2 separate regions of the Homo sapiens genome follow, and region 1 is linked to region 2. Evidence: chromatin loops called from intact Hi-C (ENCODE). Cell type or tissue: endothelial cell of umbilical vein. All regions are shown on one strand. Links, peaks and the distances in the headings refer to the core of each region. The heading gives the core; the rest is flanking DNA.

Region 1 (8,000 bases), core at 1-8,000, 170 kb before region 2:
CAGACAATGATGACTTTCTCTTTTGAATGTCAGGTTTATTGGAAAGAATAGAAAGTGTCAATGTGTTTTGCTTAGGATTAAACAAACCATTTTTTTTTCTTTCTCTGTCTAGGGAGGTTGCTCTGTGCTTACCTTGCTGACTTTTTTCATTTTTCTCTTTTAGCCTCACGTTTCCTTCCATGAAATGACTTTTTTCTTCCTCTCCTTCATTTCCACCTATCTCACTTCCCCACCTTGTTTTCTACTTGGCCCTCATCTGAAGTCCCACCGTTTTTGGAAAAGTCTTCTGTCTTAGTCAGCCTCGGCTGCCATAACAAAAAAAAAAAAACATATAGACTGGGTGGTTTAAGTAACAACACTTTTTTTTTTTTCTTACAAGTCCAAGATCAAGGTGCCAGGAGATTCTGGGTCTAGTGAGAAGCCTCTTCTTGCTTTTGCAGATGGCCACCTTCTTGCTGTGTTCTCTTATGGCAGAGAGAGGAAACGCTGGTGTCTGTTCCTCTCCTTATAAGGACGTTAATCTCATTATGGGGGCTTCATCCCAAGGACCTCATCTAAACCTATTTGCCTCCCAGAGGCCCCATCTCCAAGTACCATGGCATTGAAGATTAGGGTTTCAACATATGAATTTCGCTGGGACACAAACATTCAGTTCTCAGCACCCTCCTTCATCTGAACCGGAAGTGGTTCCACCTTTCTCCTTCATTGAGGGTTCAATCAAGTGCCAGTCATGAAGCTCTGTGGTTTTATTTTTCTCTCCTCTGCTTCTCTCTAAACAGGATAAGCTCAGGAATGCCAGCATTTCGCCCTCTTTCTGTTGTGCAGTGCCTAGCACAATGCTTGACACATGTTGGCACTCTGCTTCTTGACTGAGTCAGTGACTGATGCATGACCCATTGTGCTGGTACCTCTGGGCTGTACATATGACACTTTCTGGAGGATAAGACAGGGCTAGCAGTCTAACCTCATGAGAGGAACCAGGTATTGCTCATTTAGCTTGGAATGTTGATAACTATTAAACAGTCATGCTTTCAGGGCTGGAGGGGAACTTCGTGGTTCGTTATTCAACACCTACCTATTTCCAAATAGGAAAGATGAATATAGGAGAGGTTCAGTGACTTGCTGAGATCTCACATGGCAGTGGCCATATGCCTTCCCTGTTAGTTTAACCACATGCCTGCTGTGGGTCTTGGTTACTGGCCTGCAAATACTGACATTTAAGTGCTTCAGGAAAGGCTAAGCATCTGTTGATGCTTCATTAAAGATAACTTTTCCTAGTGAAAGAGTTAACTTGCTTTAATTGAAAGCATGGGTTTTTAAAGTTTCCTGATAGCCCAAGTTTGAGAGAACAAGTAATAAATATAACATATCATTTAGCCAATGGCAGAGGTATCACATTCTGATTCTAGAAAATAAAATAGCCAGACTTCAGCCTCACCCCAGACCAAGGAAATCAGCATCCCTGAGGATGGGCCTAGTGCATCAGTATTTTTTCGAAGCTACCCAGGTGATTGTGCTGTGCTGCAGCTAGCCTTGGGAACCACCCTAGGAGTGGTACTCAATTCAAAACTGTTGGGAATGAGGTAGGCTGCAAACAACACAAAATAAAACAAACAAACATGCATTGTGCTACTGGCTTGGATTTAGAACAAGTTCTCTTCTTGAACAGACATAACCCATCTAGCAGTGCTGTCTGGATGAGAGGAATGTGGCCCAAGTTACGTTGTGCTACTGATAATACTGCAAAGATGTCAGAGCTTTACTTTCTAAATTCTTGTGCCAGCTAGCTTGCACTGTGTAACAAACCATCCCAAAACTTAGTGGCTGAAAACAACAAATGTTTATCATTTCTCTCAATTCCATGGGCCAGGTGGGAATTCTCCTGGTCTGGGCTGTCTCAGCTAATATCAACTGAGGTTGCAAGTTTCTGGGGCTGGATGGACTGATAGGTGGTTGATTCGCTATTGGCTGGGGCGGTTGGGATGAGATGGCTGTGTGTACTGCATCATCTAACAAACTAGCCTGGGTTTGTCCACAGAGAGGAGGGCCCAGGATTCTTAAGCAAAAGAAAGTATAATCATGAGTAGGGACTTTTCAAGCCTCCGCTTGCCTATAGTTTGTTAAATTCTCATTGGCCACAGAAAATCACTTGGCTAATTTCAAATTCAAGGGTGGAGAGATAGCCTTCACCTCTTCATGGGAGGAGCTGAAGGGTCACACTGCGAAGCAGACTGCATACAGGAAATGAAAGATTTTGTGGGCCTTTTTGTAACCACAGTATACCAATGAGCAGAATTCCATATGAAACAGAAGAATTATCTGTGGATGCCACTTTTGTTTTATCATATTGCTTTGTGCTTCAAGTGGACTGGTTAGGTGATCCCAGCCACTAATCCATGTATACAGGCGCCATAGGTGTCAGCTGCAAGAGGAGCATGATGGGATCTCCTGACCTGAGATGATCCACAAACTCGGCATACTGAAGCAGGAATAGGTTATCGAAAGCACAGATCTGGAATTCTAGTCCCAGTTCTATCACTTACTAATTATGCGACATTAGGCCAATTACTCCAACCTATAAGCCTCAGTTTTCTCATCTGTAAAATGGGACTAGTAATGTACCTATATTATAGGGTATTTGTGAGGCTTAAGTGAAATAAAGCATGCAGCACCGTTTTTGGCACAGCATAAGTATTCAGTAAGTGAAGTTGTGAAAATTAGACATCCCCAAGTGTCAGAGAGACAAGGTGGAACTTCCATTTGTTTCTATATAGTCTGACTCAGGGATCCAGCTGGTCATGTGAGCCTATTGTCAGTGAGGGCTGACTGGGGTGTATTGCTGGGATCCCTGGCTCCCCATTCCATCGGGAAACCCAGTGTGCCTGACTTTCTTCCAGGACATTCTGTAGAAACCACTGTCTGTTGTTCTCCGGCCTAAAAATTAGATTTACACCTCATCGTCCTTCATCTATATTCACCTTGTGCGGGTGAGCTGTAAATGAGGCAGTCCTTTGACTGCTCTGTTATTTGCTGTTGCCATAATCAGGAGAGAAGCTGAAGTAATACGGCTGGGTAACTGGTTGTGATTTCAGTAGTGGGCCTGCTGGGTTTGCCCACAGGCCGTGTTACAAAATGCTGGCAGCTGGCAAGCTGCACACTTTGTGGGTCCCTAGGAACCTGAGAAGGCTGGAAAACACATGAATTATACAGTTTGACAACGTGAACATGGAAAGGGCATGTCCTTTGTGACTTTAGTTTTTCATTAAATGAACTGTTCTTGGATTCAGAATCTATATATAAATTTCCTTATGTCTCACTGTTTCCTGTTTGGTATGTTGCTGCCAGTATAGATTAAAAGGAGTGACTACAAGTAGAAGAATGCAAAATAAGCTTCTTTATGCAGGTCTGTTTCTTATATACGTGCCAATTGCAAAAACAGGAGACTGTTATTTTCTTTCATCAATTGTCACTCTAGATGCCTTTTGTCCCCATGTTGACTGGCCTGGGTCACCGGAGTACAGTGTGTCAGCAGGATGTGTCTCAGGACAAATGCTGAACCAGCATCAGCGTCTTTCTAAGGCAACTTTCTTCGAGATAGGAAAATTGTTACATAACATGTTGTTTTATATCTCTTAACCAACAAACATTCCATTAAAAGGAAATGCTTTATGTCTTTCTTAACCAGGTGTTTACTAACCACCTCCTCCCTCCTTCCCATCATTATTCCTGTCTTTCCCACCATCTTGCAGACTAAAAATAGCATTAATCAGTGTTTAAAACTGTTCCTCAGATTTAACGTTTGGCATTGGAGACAACTCCTTAGGTCCAGAAGAGTTTCAATTCTCTGAGCGAGCAAAGATGCAGTATAAAACCAGACCGCTAATTGCAGAGCTGCATTGCCAAAGGCTCTCTCTTTGGAATCCCAAGCAATGGATTTTGGCCAGGTGCACTCCACCTGCTTCTGTCGCCTGTGGGTGGTGCAGAACCCCTGGTATATGGCAGCCCCAAACCATCAGTGCATTGCCCTTGAGCTGTGTGTTGTGGAACTAGATCAAGAACCATCTGTTATGTGCTCTTGATTAGATGGACTTTCTCTAGAAACTGTGCTTAGAGTGTTCAGGAAGATTCTTTACTTTAGCACTGAAGTCAAGATGGAGCATTCTGAAAATTCATAGGCAGCTTTGTGGTTACTTTGTCTTGCGGTTTTTACCTCTTAAATGTTTCATGGATCTTTCTCTTTTTTCCTTTCCTGTATTTTTCTTCATATAACATGAAATACTTTTTTTTTTTTGATACAGGGCTTCATTATCACCCGGGCTGGAGTGCAATCCTCCTACCTCAGCCTCCTGAGTAGCTGGGGTCACAGCGTGTGCCACCATGCGTGGCTAATTTTTTTTTATTTTTAGTAGAGACTGGGTTTTGCTATGTTACCCAGGCTGGTCTCAAACTCCTAGGCTCAGGCAATCCACCTGCCTCAGCCTCCCAAAGTGCTGGGATGAATTACTATTTAAAATTATTTTATTCAATTTTTTTTAACTGTCTCTCACAAGAGAATATAAATTCCATGGAGGAGGGCCTTTGTCTTGTTCACAGCCGTTATCTCCAGAGATTACAGCAGGGCCTGGTGTGTTAGTCTGTTCTCATGCTGCTAATAAAGACATACCAGAGACTGGGAAACTTATAAAGGAAAGAGATTTCATTGACTCACAGTTCAGCATGGCTGGGGAGGTCTCAGGAAACTTACAATCATGGCCGAAGGGGAAGCAAACACATCCTGCTTCACGTGGCAGCAGCAAGGAGAAGAATGAGTGCCCAGTGAAGGGGAAAGCCCCTTATACAACCATCAGAACTTGTGAGAACTCACTCACTATCAATGAGAACAGGGATAGTGGGAAACCGCCCTGATGATTCAATTATCTCCACCTCATCTCTCTCACAAAATGTGAGGATTGTGGGAGCTACAATTCAAGATGAGATTTGGGTGGGGACACTGCCAAACCACATCACCTGGGTTAGGAACTACTATACCCATGGCTGTGATAACTACTATAGCTGTGTCACTTTCATGTAATCACGTGTAGTTTAAGTAGTTGTGGGATGAATGAGTGGATATAGCTATTCCCGCGCCTTTGTTCAGTTTCTCTTTCTTGCCTGCTGTTTTGTCCCATGCTTCCCTTGTTTCCCACCCCAAATCAGTCCTCTACACAGCTGTCCTGGACCATATCATCCCCTTGTCCTCCTCAAGGGATCCCTGTTGCTCTTGGGAATTTGGTGTTGTGGTCCGAAGACAATGAACTGAAGCATAGTATTGTTCTACGCTCATGCTTCTCTTTCTTGCCTCTCTTTCATTCATTCATCCAAGTCAATTTGCTTAAGCATATGTACGCCCAGATACTGAGCATGGTACCCAAGAGTTAGTTTTCCCCTCTTGCCATCCTCCGTCCCTCCCACTCTGGTAGTCCCCAGTGTCTGTTGTTGCCGTCTTTATGTCTAGCACATAATGGGGATAGCGGTATACCAGACAAAGCCCTTTCCCTCATGAAACTTACAGTGGAATTGGGAAACAGATACCAAATGAGGAAACAACTACATAAATAATGTAGTGACATTTGCTGTGATGAAAAATAAAGCAGAGCAGGGGGCAGAGAGTGCAGGAGTGGAGGGTGGTGTGAATGATGTGCTTTCTCCTTTGCCAGAAGCACCTTTTCCCTTCCCTTCTGCCTGAGTCGCCCCCAGTTATCCTTTAAGAAGAAGGCTGAAAGCCCTCCTTGACTGCGGGACTACAGTGAGTGAGGGCCTTCGCTGGTATCTCCCCATATCTGGTGAGTGAGCCCGTCAGGCACACTGGGCTTTACACTTACTTCATTTCTGAAACCCCATCTCAGCTGTGAGCTCCTGAAGGCCTGGGCAGTTTCTCATTCATTTTTTTTCCTCTTATGCCTAGCAGGGTCTGGCATACAGCAGGTGTCTAATAACAGTAAAATTATGCAATGCTCACATCAGTGCTTCGGCTAGTATTTTCTTTAGGGGAACCAAAAGATAGCAGGAATTCGATCACATTTTTTTAAAGGTTGGGATGTTCTTTTCAAGGCTGTTTTGTTGAATAGCTTTCTTTTTCTTTTCAAATTAAAACAATTAATTTTATCTTCTTTTGATTTTTATTTTTAATATTTATTTTATTTATTCCAGTTTTATTTTAGACTCAGGGGGTACATGTGCAGGTTTGTTGCCTGGGTATATTGTGTGATACTGAGGTTTAGGGTACAATGGATTCTGAACATAGTACCCAATAGTTAGTTTAGCCTCCTCCTTCCCTCCTCCTTCCCCACAAGCTCTAGGAGTCCCCATTGTCTGTTGTTGCCATCTTTATGTCCATGTGTACCCAATGCTCAGCTCCCACTTATAAGTGAGAACATGTGGTATTTGGCTTTCTCAATAAATTTTTTTTCTAATATCTAAAGTATATATGCTTATAGAACATTTGGAAAACACTACAAATTATGAGAAAAAAGTGGGAAAACCCATAATTTGATCCCTGTTGACTTTAGGCAGTGGAAACATACTTGCTCATAGCCTTCAGATCTATCTAATTTTTATAATTTTCTTATTATCATACAGAATTTTTCACATAGTAAAATACTGTGAATATTTTCCTGTGTTTATGAAGATTCTGGAAATGAATTTATTATTAAGCCTAGCATTCCTTATTATAATATTCCTTAGAACCTAACACATGGGAATTCTTTGAAGATGGGGCTGAAGTTAAATTCCTCCAGAGGAGATTTTTGTTTGTCAAGGCCAGCCCTTGCAGGTACCATCAATGAGGGGACTATGAATTCATCAGCTCAGAACTGCTTTATTATTTATGAATGTATGTATTTATTATTTTTAAAGACAGGGTCTCTCTCTGCCACCCAGGCTGGAGTATAGTGGCATGATCATAGCTTACTGTAGCCTCAAACTCCTGGGCTCAAGCAATCCTCCTACCCACAGCTGGGACTACAGGTGTAAGCCTCCATGCTTGGCTAATTTTTTTTTTTTTTTTTAAATTGTGTTAGAGACAGGTTCTCACTATGCTACCCAGGCTGGTCTTGAATACCTGGCCTCAAGTGATTGTTCACTGGTCTCCCAAAGAACTGCATTAAATGAAATTCTCCACTTGAGATTCTAACTCTTGCCCTGACATGGGACTGTGGACCTCAAATGCCATGGCCAAGTTGTGCTCACCACTTCAAGGAAAGGGTTTCTTTCCACTTCCCCCAATAGCCAGGTCAAAACAGGCAACTTTTCTTTATGCTCTCCTTCTGGGGACAGGTATAATTCTAATTCACCATTTACAGGTACCTTAATTCACATTGAAAGTGTAACCCCTTGGGGTCTTAACCTTATGCAGGTTAAGGTTGGGGAGAAGAGGGTGTGCATCTCCTGGTAGACTTCTCACTCTGGCTTAGCCGTATCTAAACTTTATATCTGATTGGTCCCACCAGTGCAGCTGTCAAAACAGTGGAAGATGCCCTCTGGGCTAAAGCCTCCCACACCATTTTATTGGCCTTGTGGAATTCCTGACTTTCTGCTAGCTCAGCAATGCATTGAAAACAAGCTTATATTTTGTCTGGAAATTTTGAGTTGGAGAGTTGTTCTGGGTTTCTAGCCCACTCATAATTTAAGAAGTGGAAATGCCAGTAATATATTTAACTAACTATTTTTGGATATTTAGTTTGCCATTACTGTTTTGCTATTATAAGTAAAGTATTTATAATGAACATTCTTGTAGTCTTATCTTTGGGCATATCTTTGATTTTTTTTAAAGCATATTTATAGAAGTAGGATTGCTGGGTCAATAAGTATAGACATTTTAAGGGATTTTGATAAATGCTGCCAAAGTGTACTCCAGAAAGGCTAAATCACATTGTGACTTCACAAAAACGCTCATTTACTGATTTTAGCCTTCTATAGAACATGATTGTGAATTCTTCTGAGACATACACATGGAGCAGACA
Region 2 (11,402 bases), core at 1-8,000:
TGTTTCCTGCCAGGTTCCGTTTTAACTGGAGCACAAGCAGTCCAAGAAGCCTTGTGCCAAGCACGGCTGGAGCTTGCTGGGCCCATTCTGGCCTCCTCACTAACTGTAGAATAACCTAAGGCACCCCATATAGACCCTCTCTCTGGGTATCAGTTTTCCAATCAGAAAAATTAATTTAGGGATAACATAATCCATTTCCAGCTCTGACAGCTTGTGATTCTATGAATATGCTCAATGGCAAAATACACACTTTAAAAGCCAATGTTTACTCTCAGGGGTGGAGTTGAGGGAAAGGTGGGAAAAATAAAATCAGCCATGACAGTAGAGTGATTCAGACTGGGTGACAGACGCATAGGGGTTCATTATGTTATTTCTTCTGCTTTAAAATATTTTTCTATAATAAAATTTTAAGGAAATCTTTTTCAAAATGGGAAAGGAAAAGAAACTGGTTGCCATTGTATATAAGGTAGGATAGGGAAGGAAGGAAATATATTTACACAGAATTGATCACAGAGTTTTATTTAGTAGTAATTACTGTATAACCTGCAAGTGGTGGTTTTCCTTATTATTATTTGACAGAAGCTGGGGTTAGAGGAGCTTTAGACATTTTGGGTTCCAGTTAAACAACAAACAGTAATAAAGCATCAGCGATAATAAAATGCAAATCTCTAACAAAAATAAGATGAATTAAAATTTGATTAATATAGTGCTTTTCCCTGTTGTAGAGGGCATTGCATTACTATTAATAAATATACATATGAATGGCCTCATATCAGAGAATAGGACTTCCCTTCTGGCTTTAGAGGCCTTCTTCCTCCTTGGGATATGGCAAATATCTTCCTCTTTTCATCCAGGTTGGAGAGTGACTTGTAAGAGTGTCTGCTTGAAATCTGGCTGGGAAATTGATTTTTATGTATTCTTATCTTCTGCAGGTGGAAACACTGCATGATTTTGAGGCAGCAAATTCTGATGAACTTACCTTACAAAGGGGTGATGTGGTGCTGGTGGTCCCCTCAGATTCAGAAGCTGATCAGGTAAAAGAAAAGATAGGAAGATGCTTTGGGCTACGTTGATTTTTTTCTGAGGGTCTGTTGGACACAATCACTTCCTAAAGATGTTTCTATTTTCTGAGATGCTACAAGCCATCTGAAAAGGGCTTAAGGGCTTGTGACAGCATAGATCATTAACGAGGTTTCTAGGACACCCTTTTGGGATGCTGTTGCATTCTTTTTTTATATAATACAAACAGTTGACTGTTTCTTATCACGTAACCACTTTCTGGGAATGTTATCTCTGTAACACCTGTCTTCAGGAAATGCAGACACTATGAATGTGAACTAAAAGACCCCTTCAAAAGTGGTTGCCTCTGGGTGTGTGGATATTGATGAGGAAAGAACCTGGGGAACCCTCTGGAGTGATGGAAATGCTTTGTATCTTGAGAGGGATGTCTGCATGTATTTGTCAAAACTCATTGAACTATATATACCTAATCATCTCTGCATTACACAGTATTTAAGTTATACCTCAACTTAAAGAGATTCTTTAAAAATATCACTTCCTAAAAGAGTGGTCTGATGTAAGGTACTGAGAACTCCCATCTTGTTCTCATTCATAAAATATGTGAGCCCTTGAAATGGTATGCAGAGCAAGTAAATGCATCTGTAAACATATTTTTCTGGAGAGAAAAACTCTAACTTCCATACTATTCTCAAAGAGATTTATGAGCTCTCCCCTTAAAAAATAAATTCAAGCATCACTGCCTTTGAGGTTAAGACTTAATATGTTCAACATTTTGTTCTTTCTTTTGACAACACACTTACCAAGATACATCAGGTGTTGGGTCAAGCAGTCTCTACCACAATAAAATAGATTGGAAATTTATATAACAATAATCTGCTGGGCAGGGTGGCTCATGCCTGTAATCCCAGGACTTTGGGAGGCCAAGGCAGGAGGATCACTTGAGGCCAGGAGTTCCAGACCAGCCTGGTCAACATAGCAAGACCTCATCTCTACAAAAAATTTTTTTTTTAATTAGCTGGGTGCAGCAGTGTGCACCTGTAGTCCTAGCTACTCAAAAAGCTGACATGGGAGGATCACTTGAGCCCAGGAATTCAAGGCTGCAGTGAGCCATGATCACACCACTGCACTCCAGCCTGGGTAACAGAGCAAGACCCCGTCTCAAAAAACAAAAAATTAATAACAATAATATATCTTTAAAAGCCCCCAAAGATTTAAAAATTTTAAAATACACTTCTAAATAACCCATGGGTCAAATAAATCATAGTGTGAGTTAAAAAAAAATTTCATAATGATCATTAAATAGAAATTAAATAGAAAAATGCATAGAAGGAAGAAAATAATAAAAATAAATTCACAAATGAATGCAATAAAGGACTATAACAGATAAAATTGATAAAGCCGAAAGTAGGTTTTTGAGAGGATTAACAAAATTATTAAAACCTTAGAAATACTCAAGAAAGAAAAGTCACAAAGCATAAATTACCAATACAAAGAAAAGGTGTCAGCATCACACATCTCAAAGATATTAAAAATCCCATTTATAATGGGATTTTTGTCTGCATTAACCAGAAGTTATTTTGTAAAGAAATAAAAGGAAAAAAAGTTAGTCTTTTATGTTTACCACCATGTTTACCATTTCCAGGTCTTCATTCTTTCCTTAAGTCCGAGTTTCTATCTGGTCTTAATTTCCTTTCTGCTTAAAGAACTTCCTTTAGCTATTTCTGAAGTGCTAGTCTGCTGGCAGCAAATCTTCTTGGCTTCTGTATATCTGAAAATGTCTTTATTATTCTTAATTTTTAACAATACTTTCACTAAGGTAGAAATCTGAGTTGATTTTTTTTTCTTTCAACTCTTTAAACATGTTTCATTGTTTTCTGGTCTCTATTGTTTATAATTAGAAATCAGCTGTCATTTGTTTAATATTGCTTCTCTGTATGCAAAGTGACTTTCCCTGACTACTTTTAATAAATTTCGCTGTATCTTTGATTTTCATCAGTTTAAATATATTGTGCTTGGGTAGGTTTTTTTTTTTTATGGTCTTCATACTTGAAAATCACTGAGATCCTTAGACTTGTAACCTAATGTTTTTCACTACATTTGCTTTTTATCTTTAATTTTTTTCTGAATTATTCTCTTTGTTCTTTTTTTCTGGGTTTCTAATTATACTTAAGTTGGACTTCTTGATAGCTAAGATGCTGTTCTTTTTCTTTCACTATTTCTCTCTGGTAGTCAGGTTGGATAATTTCTATTGATCTGCCTTCAAGTGCTATGAGTGTTTCCTCTGCTACTTTGAGTTCGTAGTTAAATTTATCCAGTGACTTTTTCATCTCAGATATTAGATTCTTACAATTCTTCATTTCCATATTGTTATTTCATATGGGTTTCCATTTCTTGGCTGAGATTTCCCACTTATAGTCTTTCATTATTACTGTCTCTCAATTTATATACTTGAACAAATTTATAATAGCTGCCTTAAATTTCTTACTGCTAATTCCAACAGCTGGGCCATCTCAGGGCATATTTCTATTGTTTGCTTTTTAATCTTTTGGTCATATTTTCCTGTTTTTCCATGTCTAATAATTTTTTAATTGATACTAGACATAGTAGGTAGACCATACGTGGTAAAGAGTCTGACTCTGTTTTCTATATCTGAAAATTGCTTATTTTTGTTTTAGCAGACATATAAATTACTGGATAATTCCCTTGAATTGATGGGAGTTGGTTTTATACTTTGTTAGGGTGGGTCTGTACCCTTTATGCATGCACAGCTTGGGGGTCAGCCCAGGATTTCAAGGCAGTTTATCCACATACGTTAGGATACCCATCCCCCAGTGATTCCTTTCTTTTCAAGATAACCCCCCTGAGTGTACAGCTTCTCTGGGAGCCTTACACTCTATGCTGTGAATGCCCCACATCACACTGAGTGAGGATAATCCTCAGGGGAAAAGCTGTATCAGCATAGATCTCACCCCTTGCAGTTCTCTACTTTCAAGGGTCAAATACTTTCTAATTTCTGCCTCCTTTTGGTCATTTCCAGCATCTTCAAATAGTTTTACCCATTATTTATACCCATCCCATTATATATAAATTTACACTTTATATATTGTATAACCAAGAGTTGTTTGTTTATATAAATAGTTGCATATGTGTATATATAGATATTTGGAGATATATAGTTATTCCAATGTTTTTAATTATTCTCTCCAGAAGGAGTTGTCTAATACAAGCCATTCTACCATTACCAAGACAGGAAATCTTTTTCTACCACATATTTTAAGCAGTTAATATTTAATTTTTTATATTTTCCTCAGCTAAAGATTGATGTTGGCTAATATTCTTTACAAGTTGTCTTTCAGATTATATGTGTTGGAATATATCTTGATTGTGGGTTTGTGTAGTCCTTTACTTGTTTTCTTTATTGAAACAATTTTTAAGTGCTTAACTCTACTTGGCTCCATTAGATTTTTCACCTACTGTAAATAAAGTCAAATATAGACACTTGTGGGGGAAAAATGACCTTTTATATGCTTTCTAGAGCTTCAGAAAATATTTAGCTATCATCTTTTATTTTAAGCATAGCTTTGTCCTTCACATATATGACATCATAATTTTAAAGAGGGCACTTTTCCTCATCAGCTAGGATATTATCAGTTATTTTATTGAGTCGTTTTTTTCCTCAGCGGTTTTTTTCCTGCCTTCAAAAATTGGGCTGTCTAAATACTTATATTTCTTGTCTATATGGCAGCATCAATTTAGAGTCTCAGATTATATCAAAAGGGAATGAATTCAGCTTCTTCATTTAATTTTTGAGGCCTCATTTTATCTGATATACTTGAACTATGTTGGGGGTTTGTTCAGACTAAACCTGGCCATCCCTCATCTGAACTGGAATTTCCTTTCTGCACTGGTTAACATAATAAAGATAGTCATTTCCCACTCCTTGCACTTCCTATGGTCTCATTTCCCACTGTTCCTTTCAACACAGCTTTTCCAGCTAGACTCTGCTTAACTTCAGGAAGCCAAGGGCAGACCACAGCCTCTGTTTCTCAGTTTTAAGTATCATCTCCCATTCTGCATGACCATATATGGATGGGTTCTTTACCCTTTCTGGGGCAAACTGTTTCATTTTTGTGATGGCACTTCTATATGACAGACAAATGTTTATGAGGAATAATTTATAAAGGATATAGGAGCGCTTCCAGCAAGAATGCCATGACATCCAACTGCTTTGTAGTTTATATAAACTTGAAAAATTAGGTATTATAAAAACAAAAATAGTAATATAAGGCAACACACATCTAGCTTTTAGTATTTGATGAGCCCTACATCTACATAGGTAGTTTATTGGGGTTATAGGATATGAGCTGGGGGTCAGAGTTCTTTCTTATGAGCAAGTGGCTTGGGATGAAATATAAGATATTCCATGGCCTCATCAGTATTCCATTCTAACCCAAGCAACCTCAAACCTTTTTTACACTGTGACCCCAGAACAGGTCATGCTCTTGTGCATGAAATGCTTTCACATGGTATTCCTGTCTTTGCACTGGTTGTAATTGTAATCCTTTTCTCCTCTTTAAGAACTCATATTATAATCCAGTTAATATCAATTAACTATGCTTTGTACAGTCACAATGTACAAAGCATTAGCTATACTTTATACAGTCAATAAGTCATTGCAAATGTTTATTCCTTCTTTTTCTTTTTCTTTTTTTTTTTAACTAACAACTTATTTGGGATAGGCCTTCCCATTGATCACGGCACAGCACTTTACCTGTAATGTGACATCCTGGTTCAGAACCACAACACTAATGTAACACATTATTAATTAATTGTGGCAGTGTGGATTTTCCAGTAGTTTGCTGGACCCTGAAAGTTCTGTCATTGTTTTTCAGGATGCAGGCTGGCTGGTGGGAGTGAAGGAATCAGACTGGCTTCAGTACAGAGACCTTGCCACCTACAAAGGCCTCTTTCCAGAGAACTTCACCCGACGCTTAGATTAGGGCAACAAGTACTGCAAGAAGGAGCTCAGTTACGGGGTTTTTAAACCTTCATGAAAACCTGAAGAGTTCACTTTTGTTATTATGCTCTTAATGATTTACAGACTGATGCCAGACAAACCTTGGGAAGATGTATCAATGGAGCATGTGTGCAAAAAAATGTAAGAGGAAAAAAAGTAAATTAAGGAAAAAATCCTCACTCATTCCCATGTTGTCAATAACAGGTTTGTTTGTGCTTTGTCCAAGCTGTGGAGACTCTTGTACTTGATCCCCTCCCACCAATTCTAAAGTAGCTTTCTCCAGATCAGACTTTAATTTCTCTGCATCAGGTGTATCGTATTGAGTGGCTGCCCTGCAGAAGATGTGATGAATTATCCTGTAGTACAAGATTATCTTATTCCCCTGCCCAGGTGTGAGCACGTGCTCTCGCTCCCTTTCAGGTTTACTATGTTTAAAACTAAACTGCTGCAAAAGTTCTCAATGTTCTTTTCCAACACATCTATATATATATGGACACACAGTCACGCAAGCTAGTTCCCATGACTCCTGGATCTATGTGTATGCAGAAGGCTACATATACATAGTTGCTTCTTTCCTTTCCATTGTAGCTCTTTGCCTCTCAATTGTCATTGATACATGCATTGCTCTTATTCTGTCTGGCATTACAATTGCAGTTTTGCCTAATGGCAAAACCAGCCATCCCATTGGCAAAAGAGTCAACAGTATCTGTGTTTGTACTGTGCAGTTTTCAGGATGAGATGACAGATAGCACGACTACACTGAGGCACCCTCAGAGAAGGCAGGGCCTGATTTATCTAGCTGTCCAGCCGCTGTGGCTGGAGGTAGGCTAGTTGGGATGGGCAGCTAAGCAGTCTTCTCTTCTGCCTTTATGAGATTGGGTAGAAAGATGGGGCATATTCATCTACCCCCAAAAGAACACTATAAAAACAGCTCCTCTATATTTCCACCTCTTTCTATTTATGCAACTCATCTTCACAGATTGTTCTAAAGTAAAATAGATGGTGTATGCTGTATCCACAAATCATCTGTAACAATTATGTTTTCAGTGCTGTGTCATTCCAAATAAACCTTTGGTAATCTTCAACGATTACCCTAATTCCTTTTGATGAGTCTTTTTTTTTTTTTTTTTGGAAATTTTGTTCCAGTCGGATACTCTGCTTGAAACAGTTGGTATTGGAGTTGTTATTTGTGCAGAAATATGCTTGTTCTTCCACTAGGTTGCACTCCACGCCCCCACCGCACCTCCCCACTTCTTTCATTCCAGTCATTGCTGGTCACTCGGTGTTCCCTGACATCCAGCAATTACTGCAGCACCAATAACAGCTGCCAACGGAGAGCCCTTAAAGGTGCCGGCTGTAGACTCCCAGTCCGTGAATCACTGATAATCTTACGACCTTCATAATCAGCAATTTCTTCTCACACCAGCTTCATTTTCTGGTCACTTTCCTTTTTGGCATGTTTATGTTCGTAGGTACATAAAAATTAGATCAGTTGGAATAGAAAAGTGAATTCACTTGGCCATTATTTCCAAAAGAGAATTCTTAACGCAAATCCTTTTAGTTGATTTGGACTCTTTTCTGCTAATATAATTCTTTATACAACATAGGCTGATCAAGAATGTATATTATTAGACTTTTAGATTTAGTATGTATTCCTGATTCATGGTTTGAATCTTCCTGGTGTATTACTGACTTTGTTGTTTTAAGTGTGAATAGGGAAATAACTGTTTTTGAGCCAAGATTTTTCCAGGGGCTAATATACAGAGAAGCTGGGTCATCATGAATGCTATTCTAGTGCAAGAAAAGCAAATGTCACTGCCCAGGAGCATGACTGATAATTCAGCAAGTGGAATGCAGCAATGTAAGATTCGTAATAGAAAGCCACTCCTGACAGTAGAGTACACACAGGATGTTAAAAGCCAAGACTGAAAAATTCGCTCTAATAATAAAATGCACCTAATGTTCTGCAAAGATAATTGGCTTGCCACATCTCCTGGAGCAGAAGATGTGATGAATCATTCTTAAATTCCTTTCACCCTCCTGCCCACAGTGGCTGCTCACAGTGTACAGTTTGCCAGGACATGGCCCAGATAACTGTAGCCCTAGATGAATGTTCCTAGATGAATGTAACAAGTTCTTCTGAAATGACGTGATTTTAATTAGCTATTTAGTCCTGTTTTTTAAAATGCCTTTGGATTTTTTTTTACACTAAATAAGAGTTATCAGATTTTTTGTTTGTTTGTTTCAGGAATTGCCAAAATCCAAGAATTCCTAATGCATTGAAAATGAAGGAGATGGAGGGGATGGGCGTGTGGTGGTGGCATTCCCCAGAAATGTCCTTGAATGTGGAGTGAACATTGTTTTCCATTTCAGTGGATTTTCTAAGGAATGTTAGTTTCAAGGACTTTCTGGGATTACTAGTGTAAAGTTCTTTCCACTTCTCTTTCTCAGTTATTCCGTTCAAGTTCTCACACCACCAACCCATCCTAGGCACATCACCCAGTCATATAATGGCAAGTTTGTATTGTATCCCAAATGGCCTTGAACCAGGCCTTGGTCCTTTCATTTTTTTTTTTTTTAAACGGAGTCTTGCTCTGTTGCCCAGGCTGGAGTGCAGTGGCGTGATCTCGGCTCACTGCAAGCTCCGCCTCCCGGGTTCACACCATTCTCCTGCCTCAGCCTCCCAAGTAGCTGGGAGTACAGGTGCCCGCCACCGCACCCGGCTAATTTTTTTTGTATTTTTTAGTAGAGATGGGGTTTCACTGTGTTAGCCAGGATGATCTCGATCTCCTGACCACATGATCTGCCCACCTCAGCCTCCCAAAGTGCTGGAATTACAGGCGTGAGCCACCACACCCAGTCAGGCCTTGGTCCTTTCTGAGCTTCCTCTCCATGATTTAAGATTCTTCTTAGAAACCCAATGTCATGCAGACCTTCAAATAGTTATGAGTCAGAACTGTTTGGAAAGAAAGCCAGTAGTTCTTATTAAACATACACCTACCTGGCATTCCTACCAATATGACAAATAGTCACTCATGTAAACCTGTGTGATGCATATAATTGCAAAGTAAAATTGCCTGGCAATTTGAATTTTTTTTTTTTGAGACAGAGTCTCGCTCTGTCGCCAGACTGGAGTGCAGTAGAATGATCTCAGCCTACTGCAACCTCTGCCTCCCAGGTTCAAGCAATTCTCCTGCCTCAGCCTCCCAAATAGCTGGGACTACGGGTGCGTGCCACCATGCCTGGCTGATTTTTGTATTTTTAGTAGAGACAGGGTTTCACCATGTTGGCCAGGATGGTCTTGATAACTTGACCTAGTGATCCATCGGCCTCAGCCTCCCAAAGTGCTAGGATTACAGGTGTGAGCCACCGCACCTGGCCAGCAATTTCAATTTTTAACACTATCTCAGGGTAGCCAGGGCCCCTGGGACAGGTAAAAGCTCCCATACCATGCTGTTGCATTGCTTCCACCACGCCTGCTCTTCCTGACAAAGCTGGGGTGGCTTTGGAGTCAGCCAGAAAACCATATCCATCACATCTTAGGCTGCCCAGTGGAGTGTGCACGTTTAGAATTCTGAGCCCTCTTTTCTTACATAAAGAAGCCTCTAACCAGGTCATTGGAACAATCCCAGCATGACCCCATGGCCCATTCAGATGGCCCATTAAAGAAAATGCCTTCGGGAAACTACAAAAGTTATGAGAACTCAATGAGTTTAAAGATGGCGGAAGCTCAGTGCTTTATTCCATGCAAAATTGCATGGCTGAACACCTTGAAGCCTTAGAAATAGACTGGCCAATGGATTGGCCTTGATAGGACTCTACTCCTCTTTTCAAAGGAGCCCAACTAACAGCTGCCTTCTGGTTTTTACTTGGAACTCAACTAAAAACCTTACAAACGTGTCAGAACTTGGAGATGAGCAGATCGCACAGCTTTTCTACACAGTGCTGTAGCTACCGTCTTCCTGGTGTGAGACTTTCCTAGGACTTCAGTAAATGGAATCGGACATTTGGTAACAGCACAGAGAAGACAATGACCAATATTCTCTTGGAAGACTTAGAAAATGGAGATCCAGGTGGTTTTGTTCATCTTTGAGCCCTGCAGGTGCATCCCTGTTTGATGATGATCCTGTCCTGAATCACCAGGAGGAGACCGCCTGGATGTTCACGGGCAGCGTTCTTCAAGGCACACAGTAGGGGGTTGATAAGTTGTTCATAAAGCCAAATAAACCATGCGCGAATAAGCTTAATATTCCATCCAAATATTTTGTGACTCATTGGTAATACCTTTTAAGGATCACTTAACAAGCAGCAGCAAATAGTGACTTTTTCCACTTAAAAGATATTTGAGACATAACCCTTACATCTATGCAAATTGAGAGGAAGGCCAGGTAGGTACCCTGAAGCTCTTTCCAAAGAAATCTAAATTTTATCTTTGTTTCCTAAAATCCAGTTAATTCCCAGTCCCCCCGATCTCAGGTCAAACACTCAGGTTGTTTGATTCTTGAGGGTTGGGTCAGAATTGCATGCTTATTTCCCTCCCTGCTGCACTCTGATGCCCTGTAAAACCAGTCCAGCCCAGGAGTGCCTTGTCCATACGCACCTTGCCACATGGCTGATACCCTACACCCTCTCCCACCAGTAAATATTAAACTCTGTGTCATTATGCTCTGCTCTCCAAAACCCTACCAGTGATCACAAAGTGCTGTCTGTGGCATTTGGAGATGCCACCAAACTTCCAATTCTCCCCCAAGATTCCAAGATACGAACTTTCCTTGTTTTCTTACCTCTCTTGTTGTTCCTTCTCTGTTACTGTTCCTAATTTTTTTTCCTCCTTCCTGTGGTTGCTGGAAGTGGGGTGGGGCAATAGCGACCTGTCCTTCAATTTGTGTTCCAGTTGTCCAAGGAATGTTGCCTTTGGAGTGTCCAATTATTGCTTCCAAGTCCACATGTTCATTTGTTCATTAAAATATATCAAGCACCAGCTAAGTGTCAGTTACTGTACATGGGGACCGCATTCATAAGATTTAGACTTCACGCTTGAGGGACTTCCTTCCAAACCCCTCCATGGTGCGTCACTGAGGGGCTCCTCCATTCTTCAGAATCTTGGGCCTGAAGACTTGGGAGCTTCCTTTGTGCATCATTTTCCAGATTTGGGGCACCTGCTATGATTTCCCTGCAAAACATACAACCTTGCACTTTAATCTAGTCGGGGTTCTGTTCTTCACACTGACAGAGAAGACAAATTGGATCCTTGTTGTCTCCCTTGCCACCTGACTTCTTGTCTTCCTCGTACCCTACTGCCCACCCATTTTAAGTACCCAACAGGTCCCCACTCCCTCCTCGCCTCTCCCTCTCAGAAACACAT

Evidence for each region. A loop is a pair of places that touch in the nucleus more often than their neighbours do. Peaks named below come from ENCODE experiments on the same cell type or tissue, not always from the same donor. Only the 100,000 strongest peaks of a DNase experiment are listed, where the experiment ranks them.
Region 1: a loop joins it to region 2, with 3 times the contacts of the local background. A loop is called at or near these places in 7 of 110 quality-filtered maps.

Annotation. Positions count from the first base shown.
Region 1 is chr7:38,554,296-38,562,295 of GRCh38, reverse strand. All of the region lies in intron 1 of AMPH (amphiphysin), which reads left to right. Among named protein-coding and RNA genes, the nearest start is that of AMPH, 73 kb to the left of the region's middle. In endothelial cell of umbilical vein, for the core only: a CTCF peak has its summit at 782; DNase peaks (open chromatin) are centred at 885, 3,315 and 4,795; H3K27ac peaks cover 2,842 bases.
Region 2 is chr7:38,379,436-38,390,837 of GRCh38, reverse strand. It overlaps AMPH (amphiphysin), which reads left to right. Exons shown (of 21, transcript NM_001635.4): 20 at 933-1,034; 21 at 5,913-7,134. The coding sequence ends at 6,020. Among named protein-coding and RNA genes, the nearest start is that of TRG-AS1, 44 kb to the right of the region's middle. In endothelial cell of umbilical vein, for the core only: no CTCF peak of the experiment used is centred there; DNase peaks (open chromatin) are centred at 77, 4,977, 7,417 and 7,807; H3K27ac peaks cover 4,512 bases.